Linked DNA regions of Homo sapiens: region 2 is linked to region 1. Evidence: read pairs that join two places in POLR2A ChIA-PET (ENCODE). Cell type or tissue: HepG2. All regions are shown on one strand. Links, peaks and the distances in the headings refer to the core of each region. The heading gives the core; the rest is flanking DNA.

What was found. Peaks named below come from ENCODE experiments on the same cell type or tissue, not always from the same donor. Only the 100,000 strongest peaks of a DNase experiment are listed, where the experiment ranks them.
Region 2: POLR2A ChIA-PET joins it to region 1 with 5 read pairs; 1 of 35 experiments calls an interaction of 5 or more read pairs at or near these places.

The regions. Positions count from the first base shown.
Region 1 is chr20:29,874,894-29,881,301 of GRCh38, reverse strand. It overlaps the pseudogene DUX4L37. Among named protein-coding and RNA genes, the nearest start is that of FAM242B, 330 kb to the right of the region's middle. In HepG2, for the core only: no CTCF peak of the experiment used is centred there; a DNase peak (open chromatin) is centred at 2,901; H3K4me3 peaks cover 576 bases.
Region 2 is chr20:29,077,640-29,084,047 of GRCh38, reverse strand. It overlaps the pseudogene FRG1DP. Among named protein-coding and RNA genes, the nearest start is that of FAM242B, 470 kb to the left of the region's middle. In HepG2, for the core only: a CTCF peak has its summit at 3,919; a DNase peak (open chromatin) is centred at 3,867; H3K4me3 peaks cover 1,016 bases.

The DNA.
Region 1 (6,408 bases), core at 610-5,609:
CACTGCAATAAGGCAAATGTTACAACCAAAAACCTACAAGCACACCTCAGAGATAGGGTGGGTTTGGTTCCAGACTACTGCAATAAGGCAAATGTTACAATCAAGTTAGTTGCATAAACATTTTGTTTCCCAGTGCTTATAAAAGTTATGCTTAAACTATATTGTAGTCTAATGAGTATTTAATAATTATTAATTAGTAATTAATAGCACGTCTAAAAAACTGTGTACATACCTTAAGTTAAAATACATCAGTGCTAAAAAATGCTAATGAATATCTGAGCCTCACCAAGTCATAATCTTTTTGCTGGTGAGGGTCTTGCCTATATATTGATGACTGCTGGCTAATCAGTGTGGGGGCTGCCGAAGGTTGGGTGCCTGTGTCAATTTCTTAAAACAATGAAGTTTGTTCCTTTCACAAAAGATTTCCCTGTAGCATGTGATGCTGTTTGACAGCATTTTATCAACAGCAGAACTTCTTTCAAAATTGGAGTAAACCCTCTCAAACCCTGCTGCTGCTTTATCAACTAGGTTTATGGAATATTCTAAATCCTTTGTTGTCATTTCAACAATGTTTATAGCATCTCCACCTGGATTAGATTCCATCTCAAGAAAATATTTTCTTTGCTCGTCCACAAGAAGCAACTCCCTATTTGTTCAAGTTTCATCATGAGTTTACAGCAATTTCATCTCACCTTAAGGCCCTAATTCTAATTCTAGTTGTCTTGCGATTTCTACCACGTCTGCAGGGACTTCCTCCACTGACATCCTGAGCCCTCAAAGTCATCCATGAGGGCTGGAATCAACTTCTTCCAAACTCCTGTTAATGTTAATATTTCAACCTCCTCCCATCAATCACAAATGTCCTTAATGGCATTTAAGGATTGCTATTAAGGACATTTGTGATTCACGGGAGGAGGTTCAAATATCATGAAAGGATTAATGGTGAATCCTTTCCAAAAGGTTTTCAATTCAGTTTATCCAGATTCATCAAAGACATCGCTATCTATGATAGCTATACCTTTACAAAATGCATTTATTAATTAATAAAAACACTTGAAAGTCAAAACCACTCCTTGATCCACAGGCTGAAGGTAAATATTGTATTAGCAGCCATGAAAATAACATTAATTTCCAAGTACATCTCCATCTAAGCTTCTGGGTAGCTAGGTGAATTGTCAATAAGCAGCAATCTTTTTTTCCTTTTTCTTTTTCTTTCCTTTCCTTTTTTTTTTTTTTTTTTTTTTGACGTAGTTTCGCTTTTGTTGCCCAGGCTGGAGTGCAGTGGTGTGGTCTTGGCTCACTGCAACCTCCGCCGCCTCCAGGGTTCAAGCCATTCTTCTGCCTCAGCCTCCCGAGTAGCTGAAATTACAGGTATTACCACCCTGCCCCGCTATTTTTTTGTATTTTTATTAGAGATTGGGTTTCATCATTTTGGCCAGGCTGGTCTTGAACTCCTGACCTCAGGTGATCCTCGGCCTCCCAAAGTGCAGGGATTACAGGTGTGAGCCACTATGCCTGGCCAAGCAACAATCTTTTTAAAGGAATCACTTTTTTTTTTTTCTGAGCAGTAGGTCTCAATAGTGGGATTAAAATATTCAGTAAACTATGCTATTAACAGTTGTGCTGTCACCCAGACAGTGATGTTCCATTTCTAGAGCACAGAAAGAATAGATTTTGCATAATTCTTAAGGGCCCTGAGATTTTCAGAGTGGTCAATGAGCACTGGCTGTAACTTAAAGTCACCAGCTGCAGTGGTCCTCAAAGAGAGTCAGCCCATCCTTTGAAGTTTTGAAGCCAAGTGTTGATTTCTCTCTAGCTATGAAAATTCTACATCTTCACTAAGCTTGATCATTTCTAGCTCTGGACTTCAAGTGAGAGACGTGCAAGTCTTCCTTTCATTTGAGTTCTTTGAGGTCACTGTGGTTACTAATTGGCACCCCTGGTGGGTGTCACCCTCCTCCCTCCTCTATCCAGTTCACCCACAACAGGGCATGGGGAATTGCGCTTCCCACACCCCACATGCCCTGCGCCCCTGGGGCTCTCCCACAGGGGGCTTTCGTGAGCCAGGCAGCAAGGGCCATCCCCCTGCTCCAGCCCAGCCAGGCTGCGCAGGAAGAAGGACTCTCCCAACCTGCCTGGACATGTGGGGCTTTGTGTTCCCTGCCCTGGCTCCTCCAGAACTGGGGCTCTCCCATCCTCAGACTCCCTGGTGGCCTCCGCACCCCAACAAATGACAGGAAGACCAGAAACTGCTGCGCGACGGCCTGCTGGGCGCGTGTTCAGTTTGGGCCCCCTCAAGCTGAGTCACAGGGGCAAGGTGTGCTTGTGCCACCCACGTCCCACCGGAGTCCGTGGTGGTGCTGGAGCCCCAGGTTGCCAGGGCGGCGTGGGAACCCAAAGACGGGGCACCTCCACCTCCGGAGGCCTCCGCGTCAAGCACAGATGCCAGCCATCCAGGCGCCTCCCAACCGCTCCAGGAGCCGGGAAGCTCGTCTGCACTCACCTCCAGCCTGTTAGATGAGCTCCTGTAAACCCCAGAGTTTCAGCAAAAGGCACAACATTTCCTAGATCTGGCGCCACTGGGGGAGCTGAAGGACGTGGAAGAGCCCGTTTTGCTGGAACCACTCCTCAGCCAGAACGAACACTGGACTCTGCTGGAGGAGCAGGTTGGGGCGGGGTTGGGGCGGGCTGGGGGCAGAGCGGCGGCCTCTCTTTCGCGGTGAACCTCAGGCTTGGTATGGAGAGGCGTGTCTTCCCTTCCAGCTGACCTGCCTAGGATCCCTGAGTTCCAGGTCCAGCGATAGACTCCATACAGAGGACTGCTGTCAAGAATGACAATAAAGAATTCCTGAGCATCCCGGGGATCCCAGGGCCGGTCCAGGTACCCGGAAGTGGGCTGTCTACTGCGCATGCGCGGGTTTCCAGGCAGCAGCCTAGGATTTCTAACTAGCCCAGGCGGAGCTCTCATCCCTTTTTCCACCGCGTTCTTCAGTCAGGTTGGCGGAGACCTCAGTTCGCGAAACACTGGGCCGGGGCAGAAGCCAGGCCAGTTCTCTTTTCTGCGGCTCGACTCCTCTGCCTCTTCGCTCACCATCACTTGCCAACCCTTCTCCCGTCAGCCTCCTTGCCAGCACCATGGAGCGCCTTGCAACTAAATGTAGACCCGAGACCCCGTGCAAACCGAGGTGCTGCCCTTTCCAGGCAAGAGGAAAGGCAGGCAGAGATGAGGACAAGAACGGAGAGAGTGAGATGGAAGGATGGAGCTAGGAAAGGATGGGTGGAAGGAGGGACACCGGAAGGGAGAGAAAGAGGGAGGGAGAAAGGGAGAAAAAAACCGGGGGAGGGAAGGAAGAACAGAGGGAAGGATGGACCGAGGGACAAAAGGAGCAAGAAACAGAGAACGGAAGGCAGAGAGGAAAACGGTCTTCTGCCTCCAGAACCAACAGGACCCAGCACTCCGGGAAAATGTTGGGTGCCCAGTGCGGGCTAAGTGCTGGGCCCACAGCCCTGTTGGCTGGCGGGGCGCTCAGCGGCCCTCTGGATCGCCAGCCTGGGTTACTTAATCCCAGAGCAATTCAGACCAATTCCGTTTCCGAAGGAATGAGCGAATTCCCCAGAGAGCAATGAGCTGAGACTCAGGTGGTTGTCTGTTTTTCATCCACATGGTTCACAGATGACATATCTCCACGTTGAGCCCTGCAACAGAGCGCGAGGCGGATAGTCCCATCCACACAGGAGCCACACTTAGGCCAACTGAAGCGTGATTCTGGATTCCACGTTTCTTTACCCTCTGCAAAGGTGCCTGTTGCTCAAGTTTCTGCCCCCTGAAAGCGTGACCATGTTGACTGTTTGTTTCCCTAGCTCTGTGGGGTCCCAGAAACTTCCAGGAATGCGTGGAAGACCAGCATTGTGTCAGTGCTCCCCTTTCAAGTTTTCAAACAGGCTATATTGGAGACTCCCCATTTTGCAGGAAACAGGAATCCATCGTCAGGCCGTGAGGCACGGGATCTTTCTTTTCTCTGTGGTTTCGCTCTCGTTGTCTATGTGAAAATGAACGAGATCCACACACCTGCGTGTGTGAGAATATCACGGCAACTGTGACACCCATGCACTGGCAATAGAGTTGACAGCCTGATCCCAGGACTAAGGTACTGATGGACATCCAGACTCACCCACCACAATCATTAGCACACCCACTCCCAAACACACAGACACACATGGGCGCACGCGCGGGAACACAAGCACACACACAGACACAGAAAGACACAGACAGCTTGAAGGAGAGCAAGGGACAGAGGGATGGAGAGATAGAAACGGAAGGAGAGAGAAACAGCTATCCAGAGAGAGACAGAGAGGAACCTGGGAGATTGAGAGAGAGAGAGCAAGGTGGAGAGGGAAGTAGAGAAAGGGAAAGGGTGAGGGAGCTAGAGAGGGAGAGCAACAGAGCCTTGGAGAGGGAGGCTCTATCTGGTAGACAGGGGCCCCTTTGGCCAGGGTAGGGTGGAAGGTGTCTGGGACGGGCTGGAACAGGGGGGCAGGGCCGCCCACGCGGGAAACCCAACAGAGCCCTGAGACGTGTTTTTACTTGGATTGGTTGGTTGCTTTGGGGGTGCGTTTCGTAGCCTCATTCCTTTGTTGGCTCCTCCCTTTCCTCTTGGTACTGTGGGCCCTGAAAGTTGTAGAGTGCGCCCCTCACTGTGGCAGGAGCAGTGGCGCTGAGCATGCCCACGGTTCGCGGCTTGGGTCTCTCTCGTTTTCCGGGTGGTGTGGCCCTAGACAATGGCAGTGGCGCCTGGCTGGCCCAAGAGTCCAGTCCAGCTACGCCCGCCTGATTCCAGGCGTCATCAAAACCCGGGGCCACAAGGCTGGGATCAGGCACCCTAGAGCCACTTTCCCCTGGCCGGACTGCTCTCCCCCTCTACGCCCAAGCACCACCAGTCGCCGCGCTGCTCTTTCCGCTGACCTCCCAGAGCATCCCGCTGTCGCCGGCGGCCAGACCACGTGCGAGACCGCCAAGGCGCCAGAGGCCTCCATCCACTGCCAGGGCTCTGGACTCTCCAGGCGGCCACCCTCTCGCTGACACTCCAGGCCTTCCCCCGGCTCTCCAGCTCCAGAGCTTCCAACACCTGGGGCCCGCTCAGGAAGGGGTGTGCTCCGAGGCATCAGGGCCCAGGGCCCACTGTCCTGGGGTCCCCTCCGGTCCTCCGCCTTGCCGTGGAACAATTATTTTGGATTCCTTGCTGCCCCTCCTGCAAGGACCCCTCTTGCCCCACACACCCAGAGCCACCTGGGCTGACCGGGGCGAACAGCCGGCCCAGCCCCGCAGGCCATGTTTCTTACAACGCCTACACAATCGTCGATTGTTCCGAAAAGGACCTGCCATGGCCAATGGGGCAGGAAGGCTCTGCTTTGCCCCTCGCCAGCACTAGAGCCCCGGCAGCCTCATCCCGGGAAAGAGGGGCTGACGGACACCCAGACACACCCCACCACTACCACGAGCAAACCCACCCTGACACACACACGGATACACACGGGTGCACGCGCGCAGACACACACACACACGGACACAGACACACCACACCCGGGCACACACACACGGACACACAAAGACACAGACACAGATAGCTTGAAGGGAGACCACCCCTCATATTGTCTTATGGCCAATTTCTGCCTCCAAAGAAAGAAGAAGTAAAATCTAAAAGGCAAAAATGAAATCCACAGGCAGACAGCCCTGCGCCACACCCTGGGCCTGCTAGTTAAAGATTGACCCCTGACCTACTCGGTTATGTTATCTATAGATTACAGACATTGTATAGAAAAGCACTGTGAAAATCCCTGTCCAGTTTTGTTCTGATCTAATTACCGGTGCATGCAGCCCCCAGTCACGTACCCTCTGCTTCCTCAATCCATCACGAACCTCTCACGTGGACCCCCTTAGAGTTGTAAGCCCTTAAGAGGGACAGGAATTGCTCATTCAGAGAGCTAGGTTTTTGGAGAAGTGAGTCTGCCGATGCTCCCAGCTGAATAAAGCCCCTCCTTCTACAACTCGTTGTCTGAGGGGTTCTGTCTGCAGCTCCTCCTGCTACAGAAGGAGAGCAAGGGAGAGAGCGATGGAGAAATAGAACCAGGAGAGAGAGATACAGCGATTGAAAGACAGAGAAGGGGGGAGGAGAGACAGAGAAGGGGGGAGGAGAGACAGAGAAGGGGGAAGAGAGAGCTCCACAGTAGAGCGCGAGGTGGAAGGGGAAGTAGAGAAAGGGAGAGGGTGAGGGAGTGGTAGAGTGACAGCAACAGAGCCTTGGAGAGGGAGGCTCTGCTCAGGTAGACAGGGCACCTTTCCGCAGGCAGGGGTGGGGTGGAGGGTGCTTGGGCCGGGCTAGAACAGGGAGTCAGGGCTCCCCACCCGGG
Region 2 (6,408 bases), core at 792-5,791, 800 kb after region 1:
AAGTAAATCTTGAAACCAAACTCACACCATGCGAAAAATTAATTTGAGATTAATGACAGATTTAATGTAAAAACTAAAACTATGAGACCTCTAAAAGACAATGTAGAATATTTTCCTGACTTTGGGGTAAGCAAAGATCTCTTAGATCAAAGAGATAAGGCAGTAACCATAAAATAAAAAAATAAACTAAGCTTTATAAAAATCAAAAGCTTCTGACCATCCTGGCTAACATGGTGAAACCCTGACACTACTAAAAACACAAAAAATTAGCTGGGCATGGTGGCGGGTGCCTGTAGTCCCAGTTACTTGGGAGGCTGAGGCAGGAGAATGGCATGAACCTGGGAGGTGGAGCTTGCAATGAACCGAGATCGTGCCACTACTCTCCAGCCTGGGCGACAGAGAGAGATGACAGAGAGAGACTCCATCTCAGGAAAAAAAAAAAAAAAAAAAAAAAAAAGCTGTCCATCCAAAAACCACCATTAAGAAACTGAAAAGGTAAAACTCAGACTGGGAGAAAAGACTGATAACTCCATCGACTCTTGGCAACGATGTAACTGGAGAACTAATTCATTGTTGGTGGGAGGGTAAAATGGCACAACCCCTTTACAAAACTTTTGGCAGTTTCTTATATAGTTAAACATTCACCTATCCTTTGACACAGCAATTCCACATCTACATATCTACCCTAGATATTTACGCTAATTTTAGAATTATTGATTTGCCATTTCAAAAGTAATGATTCTTCCAGAATATTAGCTTTATACCATTCCATATTTTATATATTTTTTAAGCTACCATAAATTATGAAGATTCAAAATGCAATTTGCCAAGTTTTAAAAGAGAAAAACAAGTACGGAAACAACTAAGTGGAAAACAGGCTGGTTAAGTGTGTTTGGGTCAGTTTATTTCTAGTATCATTTACAGGCTACCCTGATATTGTATTTAAAATTTTCATTCATTTCAGAGTTCACAAAATGATGATTTTTCCTGTGAAGATACTTCGTTTAAGAGACAACTGACTTCTACAACTAAAATGTATACATGTTCAAAGAAAATAACTTGTAAAATATATTTGGTTGAATAACATTTACATTAAGCCTTTAAAATTATGTATCAGAATCTCTGGCTATTAAGCAGTCTAATGGTGCCTACTAAGTCAGAGAGTTGTAATTCTTCTCTCCTGTGCTCTGTTCTGATAATGAAGTAAAGGGATCAGTAGCATCTACTGTGCTAAAGAATAAATGGAATTTACAACTGTAGGTAATATTTAAGCACTTTAAGACAAATATGAATACATCATAAATTTCTAACTAGGAAAATATTTTCAATGAGATCTCAAGAAATGTTAACTTTTTTCAGAATAAAGCACTGAAAACTGACTCACCAACATATCACACTGGGTTTCTTCATCTTCTTCTCTTCTTATCTTTCCTCTTTTTCTTCTTACTACAGGACATTATTTATACAGATGAGTTTAGGTATATTGATTTGTGTGATAAATAAATATCGTAAGATTGAAACTTGGAAGTCTTTTAAGCTGTTTCACTTATAAATTATTGATTTAGGAAGACTTACATTGCTATGCCCTCTTAAATACAGTACTGAGAAGTTGCTTCAGGCTTTGTACATATTATGCTAAAGTTCAAAGCAGATTGTAGAGCCGCACTGCCAGATTTTAAATCCTGATTCTGTCACTTCTTAGCTCTGTGATTTTTGTAAAAAGTACTGAATCTCTCTGGGAGTCAGTTTCCCCACTTAATAAATTAGGATAATAACTTAACTCTTAAGGCTATTGTGAGGATTAAGAGGTAATATGTATCTTCACGCATTGCTGGTGGAAATGTAAAGTGGTGCAGCATCTACAGGAAACAGTTTGGGGTTCCTCAAAAAGTTAAAGAGTTACCATATGACCCAGCAATTTTACTCCTAAGTATGTATACCCAAGGGAAATGAAAACATACACCCACAAAAATACTTACATAAGAATATTCACACTAGCATTAGTCACAATAGTCAAAAAGGGGAAACAACCTAAATGTTCATCAACTGATGAATGGATGAACAAAATGTTACATCCATACAATGGAATACTACACAGCCATAAAAAGGAACAAGCGCTACAACAATGATGGACCTCAAGAATGTTATAAGTGAAAGAAGCCAGATACAAAAGGTCACATGTTGCATGATTTCTTAGGAAATATTCAGAATAGGCAATTTCACATAGATAGGAGACTAGTGGTTGCCAAGGACTAGGAGAGAAGGAGGATGGGTTGTGATTGCTTTAATGGGTAGGAAGAGATTTCCTTCTGAGATGATGAAAATGCTGAGCAACTAGACAGTGGTGAACCTCTTGAATATGTACTAAAAACCACTGACTGTACAAAAGGGTGAATTTTATAATTATGAATTACATCGCTATAAAAAAATAAAAACCCAAGAGCGATTTGAAAAAAGTTAATGTGCAAAGTGCCTACAACAATTTCCTGGCGCATTGAAAGTGCTATATAAGCATTAATTATGATTATTACGATAATCTTAAGACACTCTTGTCTCCATTTTCATCATAAAGTTTTCAGAAGATAACTCACCACTCCTCACAGGAAATTCACAGAGTAAAAATCTCACATTCATTCAGGATATACCTGCCATTTATTCTGGCATCTTCATGAGGCCAGACTCCTCGAGAGGGTTCTCAAGGGCAGTGGCTTCAGCTCACTCCTTGACACTTTCTTTCCATCTCGCCTAACAATATCAAAACCTCTGTTTATCACGGAGACCAGAAGGAAATGCTCAATATTTGTATGTACAGTCAACCTCAGGCAAATCTGCCAGTTAAAAAAGAAGCGGGGATATGAATGCACAGGTATTTTTCTCCTAAAGAGCTAATAAATTACCACTACGACCTCCTCCTCACATTTGGCTCAATTTATTTACTGCATATACGTTCTCTAATTTAATCCTCACAGTCTTCTAAAGGTATAAAAAATGGTCTGAAAGTATAAATGTGTAAACGGAGGTTTAAAGATACTTGATCTCTTAATGAGTAAATGGAAGTTCAGACATATTAACCAATTTGCCACAAATTACAAAATTAGTAAATGACGGAGTGCAGGTTCCAGCCCATATCCCTATCAAAGCCTATATACACCTCAACCACTGTGTGATTCATCCTGGTTTCACTCTACATACTAGCTTAGAAAAAAATAATCAATAATTTTTCCAGGAAGAGACAATGGAGAAAAGAATAATCCCTAGTAAAGGAAGTTATTATCATGAACTACAAGATCAGACAAACGCAGACCCACCAGGCAGAGGCCGGGAGAGATGCCTCAGCGGACCCAAACTCATGGGTACGGGGCTACGGGTCACCCGCCCATCTATCCTGTTTCCAGTGTCGTCCACGCGGGAGGCTGCCCCTCTCTGCACAGGCGCCACGAACCGCGGCCCGGCCTCTGTCCAGCCCAGACAGGGTCAGGGCGAAACCTGGGAGGCCACGAAGCCGGCTCTCCGCACCACGGCTTCCACCGGATTCGCGGGCGTGGAGTGAATCCGAAAAGAACTGAGGAGGCTCCCGCTGGAGCTGCAGGACCCAGCTCTTCGCCTTGGTTCCCTTGAGCACAAGCTTGGTAGACTTCACAAAAGAGTACTCGGCCATGGCTCCGGGAGACTTCTACGTGGAGAGGCTGAAGCCAGCTCAGGACGAGTATGTGACCTGGAGCGGCACCAGGGCGGGGAGGAAAAGAAGTGGAGGCGAAGTAAACACTCCCTGACAGCGTCCGTCTATCCAAAACCCGCCTTCGTCTTCACCCAAACGCTGAGTGGCTGAGATTTCCACTTCCGGGTTTCTGCCAAGGAGCTACAGCGGCCGCAGAGGGCCGAAAGGTGTCCGCACGCATCTGCTCCCTGGCTCCCTCTCAAGGAGCCCCTGAGGATTTGTGCATCCCAGAGGTGGGGAAAGCCCGCCTGAGGCACTGGTGCTGACGGTGGCGGGACTGCTGGGCTCGCTGTGGAACCGCCTCCCGCTAGAGCTGCGGGCTGGCGACGGTCCCCGCGGAGGCGGGAAGCGGCTCAGGTTGCCCTCGCCGGCCTGTGGCGGCGAGTCTGGAAGCGCGGGTCACTCGGGGCTGTGCCTCACGCGACTGTGTGTGCAGGAAACAAGCAGGAAATACCCTAAAATAGAATGAAGCTCCATGTTTAGGGCCGCGGATGTCGCGAGTGCTGTGGGAATGTGGGCTAAGGTGGAGAGTTATGGTGGCGCGTGTTACAGGCTCAGGGGTCAGGAAGAAGCCTAATCGTGGAGGCGGCATCTGAGGAGGGTCTTGAACGCTGGGCAGGCTTTTGCCCCATAGAGATGGAGGAAGCTAGTCCTGTCTGCTGGAGGAAACAGGGCAGAGGCAAGAAGGGAGACGTGCAGCGCTGGTGTGAGGAGCCACGAGCAGGCCAGGCCTGTAAAGCAGAGTGATGGGAACCAAGATAGAGAAGGCAAATCGGGGTCCTGTGGTCGCTGAATAATTTGAATGAAATCAGTAAACAGGTGACAGGGATCCATCGCAAGAGCATGGGATGAAACGAGGAGTAGTCCACGGTGATTCCTCCGCAGCGGTGGGTATTAATAATCGCGTATGTGACACCAAAACGGTGGGTATTATTGATAGCGTATGTGACACCAAAACCACCCCACTCAAGTTGTGGCTCTTTCCCTAAAGTAGAAAACAGAAACCAGTTGGGTTCCAAGCATCCATGAAGATCTTACTAAATTCCTGATCCCTGATGGCACCATGGAGTCAGGATTGACTCATCTCAAACCTGACTCAGAAACAAAACCATCTCAATGTGCAGAGATGAGCGTCCTTACCTGCTATCATATTTTCTGGTGTTTTCACAGTGCTGCGCTTCCTAATCCCCATTCCACCGCAATCCACATGCCATGATGCTCAGAGGCATTAACAAAGGAGACACACAGGGGCTCCTCACGTTGGCTTTCCATGGTTTTGATGAAAATCTCAGTTTCCTCATCTCATACAATGTGGTTAGTAATAGTATCATTTAGGGTTGAAGAATTAAATGGTACGAATTATATAGGGTGCTTATTATAACCTACATGGAAAATGCCTAGGATATGTTAGCTATGCTCATCACCAACATCGTTATATGGTGGTAATAATCAGATAGTTAGGAAGCGCGACGCGAAGAAAATGGATACATCCTGTTGGGAATGAACGTAGAGAGATCAGAAGGTCAAGAACAAAGCCATACAACATGTCTGCAGTAAAGGGATAGAGAAAAGAAAGGCTATAAAAGAAGGAATGAAACAAAGTTAGAGTAAAATTATAAAATCAAAGTTAAGGACAATTTCCAGAAAGGGTAATATCATTTAATATCATAGAAGTTTAGGAGCACAAGATGGAAAAATGGCCTGTGGGTAACCGACATTGAGGTAGTCTTTAGGGAAGCTCCATTTCCGATAGAGAAGTAGACAGAAAGTCAGCTTGAAGCAGGGACTAGGTGAAGAAGCTGTTGGCTGGTCTCATGGGGAAATAAATAAGGGATCACATATGCCATATTTCTGGGTTTCTTTCTTTCTTGCCCAGCCTCTATATATGCCTAGAGTTTGGTGAAAACTTACAAAAAATAAAAATGAAACCAATTTAGTTTGTAGACTCAAATACAATGCTTTGTGTTAGAATCAAGATAAATTAATGCCTCTTCCTTCTATTGTCACCATCAATTTTGAAATTAAACATCAGCTTTTCTTCTTCATTAAAATCATTTTCAACTCCTTCCAGGTGTTGGTGGTTTGGGGGAGTTACATAAGCAGTCAAGTCTTGATGAGTAGAGGCGGAGGGAACAAACACTTTCAGCAAAGGGAGAATTCTGAAATTCTGCTCATATTTTTCCCCAGTAACTTTCCTATGTTTGTGAGGATATTCAGTCATAAAGATCCTAGTGAAATTTTTTTCAAGCTTGCCTAATCGTAATCACTGTGGACGTTTGTTTAAAATGTGTATTCCCAGGCCTCTCACCTGCTGATTCTGATTCAGGAGATCACGGATGGGACTCAGAATACATGTGTTTGAGAAGTACCACAAGTGGTTCTTATGGTCAGGCAAATTTGGGAATGTAACCAGGAATTTATGTTTTTATGACTGGCAGCTAGAAAAGATTCCTAGAGTCTTTGCTTTTTGAAAATGAAATATTTCTTTTTTAAAAGGAAAATTGTATGACTAGATACAACATTTATACATGTGGCACATGCACTATACTGTGTGCTTTTGTCATATTTACAGTTAAAGATGTGTAAGAACACTCTGAGAAAAATTATATATTAAATGCAAAGAGGGGTAAGTCAGGGTGGGGGAGAAATGGGAATGGTGTGCATATTGTTGCTAAAAGGTAGAAAAGCCA